2 separate regions of the Homo sapiens genome follow, and region 1 is linked to region 2. Evidence: chromatin contacts called from ENCODE Hi-C or POLR2A ChIA-PET data. All regions are on one chromosome and are shown on one strand. Each heading gives the region's core, a stretch centred on a gene start or an enhancer-like site at or near the end of the contact. The rest is flanking DNA. Distances are from core to core; before and after follow the strand shown. Region 1 overlaps ZSWIM6 (zinc finger SWIM-type containing 6). Region 2 overlaps ZSWIM6 (zinc finger SWIM-type containing 6).

What was found. A loop is a pair of places that touch in the nucleus more often than their neighbours do. ChIA-PET counts read pairs that join two places held with the same protein, here RNA polymerase II (POLR2A).
Region 1: a map of gastrocnemius medialis shows a loop between it and region 2 (1.9-fold over the local background). The contact joins two enhancer-like sites. A Hi-C loop is called at or near these places in 1 of 168 maps with a recorded cell type or tissue (gastrocnemius medialis). POLR2A ChIA-PET finds 5 or more read pairs at or near these places in 5 of 52 experiments (AG04449, BJ, WTC11 and 2 more).

Annotation. Positions count from the first base shown.
Region 1 is chr5:61,445,476-61,452,076 of GRCh38, forward strand. All of the region lies in intron 1 of ZSWIM6 (zinc finger SWIM-type containing 6), which reads left to right. Among named protein-coding and RNA genes, the nearest start is that of ZSWIM6, 120 kb to the left of the region's middle. Within about 2 kb of position 4,861, at least 8 of the 41 ENCODE cell types and tissues checked have a DNase peak (open chromatin) inside an H3K27ac peak, as active enhancers do.
Region 2 is chr5:61,535,722-61,542,467 of GRCh38, forward strand. ZSWIM6 (zinc finger SWIM-type containing 6) reads left to right here. Exons shown (of 14, transcript NM_020928.2): 11 at 3,093-3,250; 12 at 3,875-4,038; 13 at 6,163-6,244. Among named protein-coding and RNA genes, the nearest start is that of LINC03122, 99 kb to the right of the region's middle. Within about 2 kb of position 3,575, at least 2 of the 41 ENCODE cell types and tissues checked have a DNase peak (open chromatin) inside an H3K27ac peak, as active enhancers do.

The sequences.
Region 1 (6,601 bases), core at 3,611-6,110, 89 kb before region 2:
GGAGTCCCAACAGTGATAAAACGCTTGGGATAAAAAAATCATTGGAAAGTACAAAGTCTCACATTTTTATTGCTACTTAATCCAAGTGAATGTTACTTAATTTTGATAATGGTGAACACAACTAAAGTTTGAAAGCAAATGACAAATTGTTGGAAATGCAGAGGAAACAAAATGACTATTTATAGAACCAAATACAATCCTTCCATTAGAAATTGAAAAACATCATTGGTTTCATACATGTGTGTATGTGTAAGTAAAACCCAAAGAACAAACAGCAGGTAAATGAAAATTGAAAGCAAAAGTAAATAGAAAATGAACCCCAAATTTTTTCTCATACTCAAGGTAAAAAATACTTTACCTTGGGGGTGACAGTGTTATCCAGAGCCTAGAAACACAAATGATGGATATTTTGTTCCTGGTATGCAAATTAATGTATTTAAATCCACCAGTAACACTATACATTTTGTGCAATTAAGGCATTGACTTAAGGTACATGACCAGTAAGTACTTTAGTGCTAGTACTATCTATGCAGAATAGCAAACGTAGTATGAAACAAAGCAATGCAAACATTTATCACATTTACATGTACTCTTGTCGCCAGGCTGAGTGGCATGATCTTGGCTCACTGCAACCTCCACCTCCCGGGTTCAAGTGATTCTCCTGCCTCAGCCTCCTGAGAAGCTGGGACTACAGACGCTCCACCACTCCCAGCTAATTTTTGTATTTTTAGTAGAGACGGGGTTTCACCATGTTGGCCAGGATGGCCTCAATCTCCTGACCTCATGATCCACCTACTTCAGCCTCCCACAGTACCTTCATTTTTAAAAACAGTTTATGTAGACTACTTCTGAAAACTGAGGTATTAGACAAAGCTAGTCATCAGTTCCTTGCTAACTACTTTGTGATCTGTGAATATCAGATGTTCACCTAAGTAAGAATGTTAAAATTAAATACATTGGGCATTTTCATCAATAACTCAGAAAATTCAGGCATTTTCATTAAACCAACAACATTAAATTAATCTTATTTATCAACAAAATCACACAAAGATCATTTTGATTTTGGCTGGGTTTATAGTTTTATAACCTTCTGTGCCAAACCCCAGCACCTCAAAATATCTAGCAGAGACAAATATAAAACCCAGACAAAAATATATACTAACAATTCTGAAGACATTTCTGTTTTTATCTTACAAAAATTTTAAAGCCAGTTCATTTATTAAAGATTTACTTAAGTCACATGAACTTGGAAAATGCTTGGATGTATTTACTTAATTTATGAGTGCTCTTTTATTTATAAGCCAATTTGGTAGACAAAACATAATAACATAAATGTACATACACATAAACACTTCTAAACATGTACACGCACACACACACATGCACACAGAAAGATCCAATAGCTTTTACTTCAGAACCCTAGCCATGCAATAGCAATACCAACTCACTGGTCTACACACATGTTCAAATGGCTAAACCTCATTTGCACTGATAGGTAATCCTGTGAAGGCTATAAACCAAAATTTTGGGTAAAGCTGTTTCCATAGGTGTTTGATTTTTAAAGGCCAAACCCCCTCAGACTCCAAAGAATTCTGGGGCCAAACACAGCACAGAAGAACATCATGTACTAAGCAGGCCCAACCCTGCTTAGAACAGCAGCGTGAAAGCCTGGATACATGGAACTCCATCCTGCTTTCCTGTTCAACAGCAAAATGAGAAGTTAGGAGAGACCTAACTTATGCAGATTCCAAAGAATATTGGGGCCAAACAGTATTAAAAAAAAGTCAGTTTATCAAATTCTGATTTCCCATAACTGTATCAACACATATACAAACAATTACTGAAACACAATCCAACTGCACTGAAACACAATCCAACTGCTGCAGCAACAGACAAGCCCCAAAAGTGTCCAAACTGAAACAGAAAGGTTGCTTTCCTCTCTCAGTCAGTTGGGCTTGTTCAACCTGCAAACAGAAATTCCTTCAGAATTTCTTAGAGGAGCAAATCCAGCTGCTGGTATCCACAAAGGACACTCACTCATCTGAACATAGATGTCAGATTTCAAAGGCTGTTTTTTTCTAGGCAGTCAGGCAGCAGCGTGGCCAAAGAGAGAGACGAAAACCCACCTCCAGCCAAAAAAGGGTCAGGCAGTTTCTTAGGAGGGCTTCTAAGAATTCTCCTGGCTTGCAGCAGCTGACCGGCAAGCAATGTGTTCAGGTCAGGGAATCAAAATCTGTTACTGACATGCTAGAGGTTTGTTTTAGGTCTTGCAAGTAGCTGCACAGAAAGCCAATCACTGAGACAGTGAGTATTGCCAGGGAATAAGGTTTTACTCAGGTGCTGCAGCTAAGGAGATGGGGGAGATCAGTCTCAAATCTATCTCCCTGATGGACTAAAATTAAGGGTTTATATAGCAGGGAAGAAATGTAACCATGTGTGCTAAAATAGGAATTAGGGAGGAGTAAAGAGAAGTTGGTCAGCAGGAAGCAGGTGGTCAGTTAGGCAATTGTGATGGGTGAGGGGTCTGGTGTCTCATTATCCAGATATGGTATCTGGTAATTATAGTTCATTTGAGACTTTCTGGGAGACCTGATGGTTTCTTGAGAAAGGAACTCAGATAAGACAGTTTTAACTTTCTCAAGTTTTAAGACTGGGAGGATCAATTTCTGTGTTTATTCAAAAGAAACCATAAACATCAGTTCTATGTGACAATTGGGCCAGTTTCCATAGTGCATTAGCATCATAGCCTCTCTGAGTTTCCTATTTTCCAAAGGGGGAAAATAATACGTATTTTATTGAGTTGTAAAACTATCAATTGTGAAAAGCACTTAACATAGTACATGACTCTTGTCACTTTCTTCTTTATATATTTGGATTTGTGGGTCAAGTGAGATCATAAAAATCACTTTTCAGAATATCACGTTCTATACAATTGAACATAGGCCTATATTAAATTAGTTTCCTTCTCATTCATTATTTCATTTTCTTCCCTGTAACTGGTTTGTTGAATAACAATGCTACTTCATTAAAATGTTTTGCAAACTTAATTTTTCTTTTTATCAAATACTGTAGTTTTCTAGTAAATGAGATAATGTATATAAATATATACATGTTCTGTTTGGGGGAGGAGGGTAGATGATAATGGTGTTGCTGTGCATTCTGAAAGGATTTGCAACCTGAGAGAGACAGACTGGTTCTGATCTGATACACTTAGTGTCAGTACAATAAACACACTGAACCAAGAAATATATGGGGGTATGATAAGAATATGTATTTGCTATGCAGAAGACAAAAGCATGTTTTAGGAATGAAGAGAAAGGATAAGGCCATAGATGGGAGTGGAAGTTAAGACTAGCCTTGACTAGAAATACTGAAGTAGTCTGAAAAAAATCACAGTTGCAGTAGGAATAGAGAGTAATAGGTATATGTAGGATATTTTGACATTTTTAGTTGTAATGCTGCCTGCAAGGAGAACCTGCTGGCAAACCTCACAAAATTGTAGCACTGTTGCCCTGGTAGTCCTTGTAACCAAAGCATCTCCGTTCCCACTTTAAAGCCCTTTGGCCATCCTATACAATTCCTGTTGGGCATTTACACCTAAGAATGTTGACTCCTGGTAAGTGTTTTGTATAGTCCTGGGTTCATCCTAATGATAGAATAGAGCAGTAATTTAGAAAGTACCTACACCAGTAGGATGCCCACTATTTTATAATTACATTGGTTTCTCATACTATTTCTCTGAAGCTGGGAAAACCATTTATTTTTGTTTGAGTTCTAGGCCCAATTTTTTGCTTAAAGAGGTCACACATTGACTTTCATGTTTAATATTACTGAAAGGTATGTAATGAAGCATTCTTTATTAGGCTTATAAAACTTTTTTAGCAATTTGTTTTTTAAATTTATTTCCAGAGTTTTAATATTTTTAAATTTATTGTTTAGGGATGGGGTCTTACCATGTTGCCCAGGCTGTCCTTGAACTCCTTGGCTCAAGCAGTCTTCCTGCCTCAGCGTCCTGAGTAGCTGAGATTGCAGATGCACGCTATTGTACCCAGAAATACTTTTTTATTTAATTGTTAACAGCCTAGGTTTGAATAAGGCCATATGTACCACTTCACAATTCTCTGGTAAAATTATATCAGTCTGCACCTCAAAAGGTATTTGGTAGTTTGGTTCTACTGAGATTTTGTTGTCATAGTTCCAGAAGTCACATGCCCGGCAAAACTGGGGTTGACAGTATACTGTAAGACTGACTGTACAAAGCTTGATGGGGCACCCATTCCATCACTTTATGCTCTTTTCCCCTCTCCTTGTAAGGGTGGGTACTTTAGGACAGGAACAAGGAGAAGCAAATGGGAAGGCACTCTGAGTGAAACACCTGTTCCCAGTTGATCTCCAGGTGTGACCAGGCAGTAAGCTAATAAGGAAGGATGACTGAATGTATGAATAATCAGTCACCTCACTGCCAGCTTAACCAGAAAGACACAGAGATGGGTTGGGGCATTGAACAGTTTTGGACTGACCCTGCTGAATACAGTATTTCAGTGGAATGAAAGAATAGTTTCCTTTTTAGGAAAATTACGTGTTCCAAATTGATATATCCCTGTCACCACCTCTCAACCTCTTCTTAGAAATTCAATATAATAACAGTCCAGGAGCCTCTTGAGCCTTTCAACATCCTCAGCCCGCTTTTTCCATCCTGCCTTTCTTTCTGCCCTTCTTGGATAATCTTTCCCACTCATTTTTCCCCTCCAACAATCTGGCAGTAGTAGGAAAGGTAGGAAGAAGAATGGTGATTTGTTCAAATTCTTCTTTGCCCCACACATGAAATGGGTACTGCTGAAGGCAGTGAAAAATAGATGGCTGTGGGTGGTTTGTTAGTGACTCATCAGTCTTTCCATTCTGCTGGGAAAGGGAAGGGCTGGGACCAGATGGGAATGCATTCCAGAGACTCTTGCTTTAAATGATTTCTCATTTATGTGATTTATTTAAAAATAAATAATTGCTAGGCCAAGTAAGGGCCACAAAAAAGTATACACTTCATTGAATTGCCACATTGCCACATTTTTCCTAGAGTGGGTTAATAAAGCCTTCTGATAGGGTAGCCACTGGTGGGGATTTTTTTTAAATCATTTCCTGGTGGTGAATTTATGATTATACTTCACTGTACTATGAATGCTTGATCTACATAATCAAGATTAGTATTATTGTTACTAAATACAGGACTCCAAATTTGTGAGTAGTATACAAGACAAATACCACTCTTACCCTCATGAAATAATAAACAATGATTTATGAAGGTAAAGCTTGTGGCAGGGATAAGCCCGTGCTCAATGGAGAAATAAATAAGTGAGTATAGGGAAGAGGAACCCCAGGAACATTTGCCATGGTCATTTTGGGAATACTTGAGTAGTCAAGTGTATTTCTTAGAGCTATCTGTAATTTTTCTTTATTAAATTGAGGTTTGTTTATTTATTTAAGGATAATGTGGTTCCAAGAAGTCTGTTTCCAAGGTCTGTAGTTTGAAGCTCCTTTTACCTTAAAAGTATGTCCTGAACCCTGAAGACTGACCATCTGGCTAGTGTGGTTGTTGTCATTGTGATCAATAAAGACAGCTTTGATTTATGAGCAATTTATCCTGCTTACAACTGCACAGAAGAGGCAGTGGTTCATATTTTGGCTCCTGTTCAGCTGGGGGAACTTGAGCTCCCTTAGTTCTTTCAGAAAGCCTGGCTAGGAAGCTGGCATCATGGCAGGAATGTTTTAGTTAGCTTCAGGAAGTCAGGATACCAATGTCAGAGTAATTCAACTGACAGAATAACTACTTTTTATTTTTTTAATCCAAATTATGCTTTAAATTATGATCCTATTTAAGTATATTATTTAAAAGTTAAAAATGTTATTTAAACATTTCTAAATTTTGAGGGCTTTTTATGAATAACTTGGGGCTTTTGAAGACAGATGCATAAGATACTTCAAAATCAGAAGACATTTTTACTTGGAGTACTAAGTTAACATTGGTCCTGTAAGGGAGGCAAGAGTATTCATGATTATTTGAGGCAGCTCAAATGGGTTTCTCTTTTTTATCTTTCCCAGCATAGACAAACTTCTTGTTTTTGTGAAGGGAAAATACTTTACCCCAGAATGGCAATAAAGATAGAGGAAAGGTTCTTTCTTTTAAATGGAGAAGGCAGATTTCTCATTAGACTTCATTAATTAGTGAAGCTTGTTTTACCCTATAGATTCTGAATGGGTGTAATACTTTCTGCATTGGTTTTTAGAAATTGCTATTTTCTAGATTCATTCAAGAAAGATGAATGTAACCTTCTAAGTTTGGAATTTATAGAGATGGAAAAAATTTTAGCACCTAATAAATTGTTTATTTGTCAGGATGTGCTATAAGTTAAAAGGTGAACTTCTTCCTTTACCCTTTTAGTAGTTACAAATATATATGTAGTATATATTAAAGAATATGTAAGTATGTATGAGTTATAAAACAAAACAATACAAGGAACACTTAGTACCCGCTACTCAACCTTAACAATGTAAGGTTACTGGTACTCTTGGAGCCTTTTGTGTGCCTCTCTCAGATACCTTTACTTCA
Region 2 (6,746 bases), core at 2,325-4,824:
AAGCTAAAGAAACTATGTATTTATGCTTCCTGTATTGTTGTGGAGGTGATTTGCTTGTTGGCTTGTTTTGCTTCTGTTTAAAGTAAGGGAAGGGTTATCCTTGCTGCTATCAGACTCAAGCACACCGTGGCTTTTTCCTACTTTTTCGTGAAGCACAATTCAAGCCAAGTTTAATCATAAAACAGCAACAGTTGAAACCTTCATAAATGATTAATTGTTTTGAAAAAATTGATTTTTGAAGCAGTAGTAAATAGTAAATATACTGGCTTGAATATAATTGAGGGAGACCTTCACACCTGCTGTAATTCCGCATTCCATCAGTAGTGCAGGAAAGCAACTCCCTGTATTGCCAAGGCACATCTGTATTCACTGGAGGCTGAGAGAAGGTGGGACGTGCATTTAGCAGTGAAGGAGTCGCTATTCGGGGTCCTTCAGGCTCTGCCTGCCTCTCTTCTGACTGCTTCCATCTCCTCATCGGTCTCTCCTTTTCAGCAATAACAGTTAGAATATGTTGTTCTCTACCACCCACCTTTTTATTTCTACCTTCTTTTAAAAGTTATTTCACATAATAATTATTTTTATCACAGATTTGTTCAAGGTGAATATTTTAATGAGTTCAAGATTATATTTTAATCTTACAAATAACCTTTAAATTTTAAGGACCTAAAAGGTACATCCATCTTTCTTAAAACATCAGCATTTTCTTTTTCCTTTAAAAAAATTAATAAAACACTCCTGTGCTTCTAATGGAAAGTACAGATCACCTAAGGACAAGCCATGTTGTAGACCTAAAAGCTTGTGTGTGCTGATTAACAGTTTGATCTCAAGAAGCTTTTCATCAAAGATTCTATGTCTGTAATCAGAGAAGTAGATTCTAAAACAAATCCTTGCCTATAAATTACCAGTGTCCCCAAAGTTACCCTGTTCTGAAAGTATTGAGTGTAGCTTATGTGTATAAGGACACCTCTTTTTTATGCAGTGATAAGGATGTGTGTATGTGTCTGTGTGTATACCTATGTGTCAGTGTGTTTTAAGGCTGACATCCTGTAATTTGACATGCTTTCCTTGGCAATATGGAATCTTACTAACCTGCTGGAGAATCTTCTTAAGTATTCTTTTTTCTATTTTTAAAATACCAGAAAATAAGTCAATAACAAACATCAGCAAAAGTCCCCCACCAAATTACATTATACCACTTGGTTTATGTTTTAGAGCACGATTTTAAAATAAGTGGGTTCCTATTTTTATTTTTGGAAGCTGAAATGGAAGCTGTCTTATGAAGACATATGCTCAACTCTATACTTACTCAAATCTTAGGAATTCTAATCTTGTTTTAAAGGGAAGATGTTAATGTTATGGTGCCACCAGATGCTGTTGCTACTACCACTGGCAAAGTTTAAGGGTAAAATAGCATAAAGTTTCTGTGTGGTTCTGGCTTATGTAATGGTATGTGCCAGGCAGAAAGGCTTGCTTTTCTAACACTCACAAACTCATTTATATTTGTCCTTGGTTGCTGCCAAGGCAGTTTCTTAATGGGGAATACTAGCAGGGTACAGGGGAATTTTTTTTCCACTTTCTCTCTTCTATCTGCCACTACTATCCTGCCAAAGGTCTGCCATGGAAGGCAGGTATGTGCCCCACCAGGTATTGCAAGGCAGCCCAGGGAACAGGAAGGAAAAGAGAGATGTAGCTCGCATGCTTCTTAGTCCTTCTGGAAGAGGAAGGCTAAGGAAGGTCATCTTCAGCACTCATTTTCTCATCTTCCCAGGGATGTTGATTAGTTTCTTCTACAGTAAGTCTGGCAAGACCTGCCTGTGAATACGAGGATATTCTGAGTTAAAAAAAAAAAAGCTAAATAGCAACCCTGCCATTATTCTTACTACTTAACTGCCTACCTTGCCACCTTCTCTACTGCTGACATCTTTTTGTTCCTAAATAAAAGGAGAAGAGAATGAGCCATTTGGCTTACCAGGCAATAATTGCTCTTGGGTGGGGCCTTGAGGCCAGCATCACTCCCAGACCCAGCTGACTCTTCTTGGTCTCCAGCTCTTATCTTATTTCATAGTTCTTAACACTGGTGTACTTGACTGAAGGCCGGCATTTTGATGGTTGTAAATAAATTATTTCAGCTTTAGGTACTCTACTAAGCTTTTTGGTACTTTTAGAAGAGATTACTAAATATTTGCTTTGCTTTTAGAAATTTTTTCATCAGCATATTCTTTTTTTATTTGTTTTGAGACAGGGTTTTGCTCTGTTGCCCTGGCTGGAGTGCGGTGTGGTGTAATCATGGCTCCCAGGCTCAGCTGATCCTCCCATCTCAGCCTTCCAAGTAGCTGGGATTACAGGCACATGCCACCACACCCAACTGATTTATATTTTGTAGAAACAGGGTTTCGCCATGACAGTATATTCTTAATAAAAAATCAGAAATCACTCTGAATTTATGCAAAACTGTCAAGGGACAGACACTTAGGTCACATTTATCTTCTGTAATATGGTTGGTAGAACATAGTCTAATGTCAAATTCCTGGAGTCATAAGAAACTAATTGTTCAGAAAGTATGAATGGATGGAAAAGAGGTAATTTTTGTCTTACTTCCCTTCTTGTTTTATGTTTAAATAGGTTAAGCTTATTCATCTTAAGTACTCACTGCTTCCTGACTGTGATCTCAGTCTTAAATATCCATTTCACTATCAGTTTCTGTTGATTTATTTTTTGAGTCATAGAATTCAAAATTTGTAGGTAAACATCAAGACCTGTGTTTAAAAGTTCTTCGGTGTTTGCGTATCTTAATTTATTTGAATATTGTAATTTTCTGAATGGTGCTAAAGAAAGAAAATCTCTTAGGTTTGGGTGATGAACAACTAACAAGGTTTGGGTGATGAACAGTTATTATTAGCAAACAATTAGTAGTCCAAAAAATCTAGGTATTTTGCACCCACACAGCAGAGTATAGCTGTACCAGCCCTTGCTGAACTTGAGTAGAGGCCTGAACATCTACCCACTCCTCTGGCTTCTGTTGGCCAGTCTTTCTGGCCAAGGACATGGTCAAGAAATAACTAGGGGCCACCTTCCTTGTCTTCTCATTATAGGTTACTAGTATTGGAATCTACTGCTCCATCAGGAGACCTCACCCGCCCACACCACATTGCATCAGTTGTTCCCAACCGCTACCCTCGCTGGTTCACTCTAAGCCACATTGAGTCCCAGCAGTGTGAGCTGGCATCCACCATGCTAACTGCAGCCAAAGGTACTGTACTGTCCTGAGGCCTCATAATTGTTTCATTCGTTTGCCTGTTTATTTTTTTTAAGTCTTGTTTTCTATCAAATTCTCAGCAGTGGTGTTAATGTCAGATAGGTTGAAGGGATCTTTTTCTTTAGATGTTAGCTTTTAAGGCAAAACAGGTGGCATTTTCCTCATTTACCTGCATCATTAACTTGCTGCCAGCAGAGTTCAGGTTAGTTACCATGCTAAGAAAATATAAATGGTTGAAATTCAGAAGCAGATTTACAAGTTGGGTTACATTTTTTTCTTCCTGAAATATTCACCAAAAATACATAAGTAGGAACTAGGAGAGCTGTTGCTGTCTCATGTTGGTCCTGGTTCATATGTGCTTTGAGTCATTGAGGGTGTGTCTCAGTGTATCTTTTTTTGTGAAGCCGAGATTCACAGACATTGCAGTAATTATGGGAGCCCTAGTTGTAACACCTGTGCCATCTGTGAACATGTTAGGTAAATTAACTTGTGCTTTATGTTTTGTTTTGTTTCTTTTTTCCCCCTCTGTGTGTGTGTATGGTTGTATGATTTTTGTTTATTTGTTTGTCTTGCTTTGCTTTGATTTGGTTTGGTTTGGTTTTCCCTTGTTCATTGCAGGCGATGTTCGGAGGCTGGAAACAGTATTAGAATCCATCCAGAAAAACATTCACTCCTCATCACACATCTTCAAGCTTGCCCAAGATGCATTTAAAATAGCAACTCTCATGGACAGTTTGCCAGACATCACTCTTTTGAAAGTGTCTCTGGAGCTGGGCCTGCAGGTACATGACTGGTAGTCTTTCCTGGGACATCAAAGACTGCTAAATAAAGGCACCTCTTAGGGTTGTTTTTGTTTGATTGGATTTTTGAGTGCAGGTAAATGACTCTTTGGAGTACAAATCTGTTAGACTTCAGGAGAGAACTGTATTTCAGAGACGTGGTCATTCCCAGCTGAACCAGACTGCTATGTAAGGTGCATGGACTGTACATTTAGCAGCCTAATTTGTGTCTTTCAATTAAAAAAAATCATTTTCTGAATTGCAGCCTTAACGACACTGTTTCTCCTTTGAATGAAGGGAGAAGAATTATTGCTAATAAGAGACTTAAATAAAGCTAGCATGTATAATGAAGATTCAGTTGTTAGGGTTAAATTTTTAGAGGAAGTATAAATTTTTATTGATGTTTGCATTTTCATAATAGATGGGCAGTTCTAGCTCCTTTTAATAACTCTGAGAAAAATAGGTAAAGGAGGAGTGATCGGGCCAGAGTCCAGTTTTAGATTTCAGCAGAACAGAATACCAAGGACATTTTGAGTTCGTCATGCAGATAGATGTTTGCTTCCTTATAGTTTCTGAACAGATCACTGGATAAACCAAGAACTAAAAAGTTTGTTTCATTTTTCTCATGGAATCTCTATTAACATTTGCTTTCTTCCCATTAAAAAGCAGTGAACAAAATTGTTATACCCCAGTTACCTAAAGAATGGGGAGTATAATCCCCTGATTGGATAATTAATCTGGTGTTTTAGTTGTGGATTCTCCCTTACAGTGACTAATAATGTTTAAATAATAGGATCACAGGAAAATGTACCTACCATGGTAACATAGAATACTGTACAAGCAAAGGGTATAGAAGATTGCTTTTAAGCTATATAGTGATGGTTCAGAAGTTTTTTGTTTTTTTTTAATTCTTGTTATTTGGCTAATTTTTGTCACCATTTGCCTCATCTTAAAGATGTGATGCAGAAAGAACCATTAACATGAGCTCTCTTGTTATTTGGAATTCATGGTAAATAGGATATGCACGAGAGCTTATTCCTTGACTCATTCTTTCTAGAACCTAAGAAGGAATCTCACAGGCCCTTTGTGAGTATTTCTAGAACCTAAAAAGGAATCCCACAGGGCCTCTGGGGATATGATGTCCCTGGATATTTTGTGGGTTTTTTTTTTTTTTTTTTTTTGTTGTTGTTGTTGTTTTGTTTTTTCAGATGGAGTCTCACTCTGTCACCCAGGCTGGAGTGCAGGGGTACAATCTCAGCTCACTGCAACCTCTGCCTCCTGGGTTCAAGCAATTCTTCTACTTCAGCCCCCTGAGTAGCTGGGACTACAGGCGCACGCCACCACACCTGGCTAATTTTTATGTTTTTAATAGAGACGGGGTTTCACCATATTGGCCAGGCTGGTCTCAAACTCCTGACCTCGTGATCCATTCCGCCTCAGCCTCCCAAATTGCCAGGATTACAGGCATGAGCCACCGCACCTGACCGTCCCTGGATATTTTGAATCTTTAAAGAATGGGGGAATTATGAAGAGGGAGATATGTTTATTTAGGGACTTCTTGTTAGAAAGTGAAAAACAAAATCAGATCACTAATGATATCAAGGATGATTTTTTCCCCCATAAACCTGGAGTTACCTTCATGGTCACCAGAAAAGAGCAATCAGAGATTGAAGGAATAACTAAAATGATTATTTTAAAATACCTCTTTCCCCACTGAGAGTTCCTGGTTAGAATGAATTCACAGGAGCCTCAGAAATTGAACTATGGAATGTTAAATCTGGGGAGGGAAAAAGGGCATGGGCTGTGTTTAATGCTCCAGTCCAGCCCTCTGATTTTGCAGATGAGAAAAGATAGAGTAACTGGTTCAGATACCACATCTAGTCAGTGGGCCCACCAGGAGGAGAATATGGGCCTCTTGCCAGGAGGAGAATGTGGCTGTGGCAAGGCCACCTGGGGTAGCCATGGACAAATCCAAATTCATATGTAGAGCTTTGCTCTAAATTATGCTTTCATCTTCCTGGTGGTAGACAGTAGGTATGCCTTATATGCCTTATAGTTTATCCCCCCCCTTTTTTTTCATTGACTCAGGATAATTTTCTAAAACATTTTGTTACCCTGTTTTTATAGGTTATGCGAATGACACTGTCAACCTTAAATTGGCGACGGCGGGAGATGGTGAGGTGGCTGGTAACGTGTGCTACTGAAGTCGGTAGGTAAACTCTGGAACAGAAGCTTTCCTAGGTGCCTCATGGTAGGATTTAACTTGTCAGTTACAGACATGTGAACATATTCACTCTTTTATGTTGACTTCTCCAAGGCTCCTTCTAGCAGTCCACAAGGGCTTCCTTCTCCCTGACCCCTTACCCCTAACCTTCAGTTATACATACTTGTATTATTCAACTTGAAATGGTCACATTTGTGAAGCTCCAGCTTCTTATTTAAAATGGTATAAGTCAGTGAGTAAACTGTTTTTATTCAGTTCATATATATAAAGTTACCTAGTTGCACTGTTTTTCTTCTTTATCATCTGAAGGCATACATCATGGTATCCAGCAGAGAAGTGATGACCACTGGGTGTGGTTTAGGTGATCCTCCAGATGTGTGAGCAATTGTAGCTGGCCATAAGAAGATTTCCTGGCTGCCCATAAGCTGCCATTTTGTGAGGCCCTTCAGCTAACTATTTCTCCACTGCAGCAGTAGATCAGTTCAGA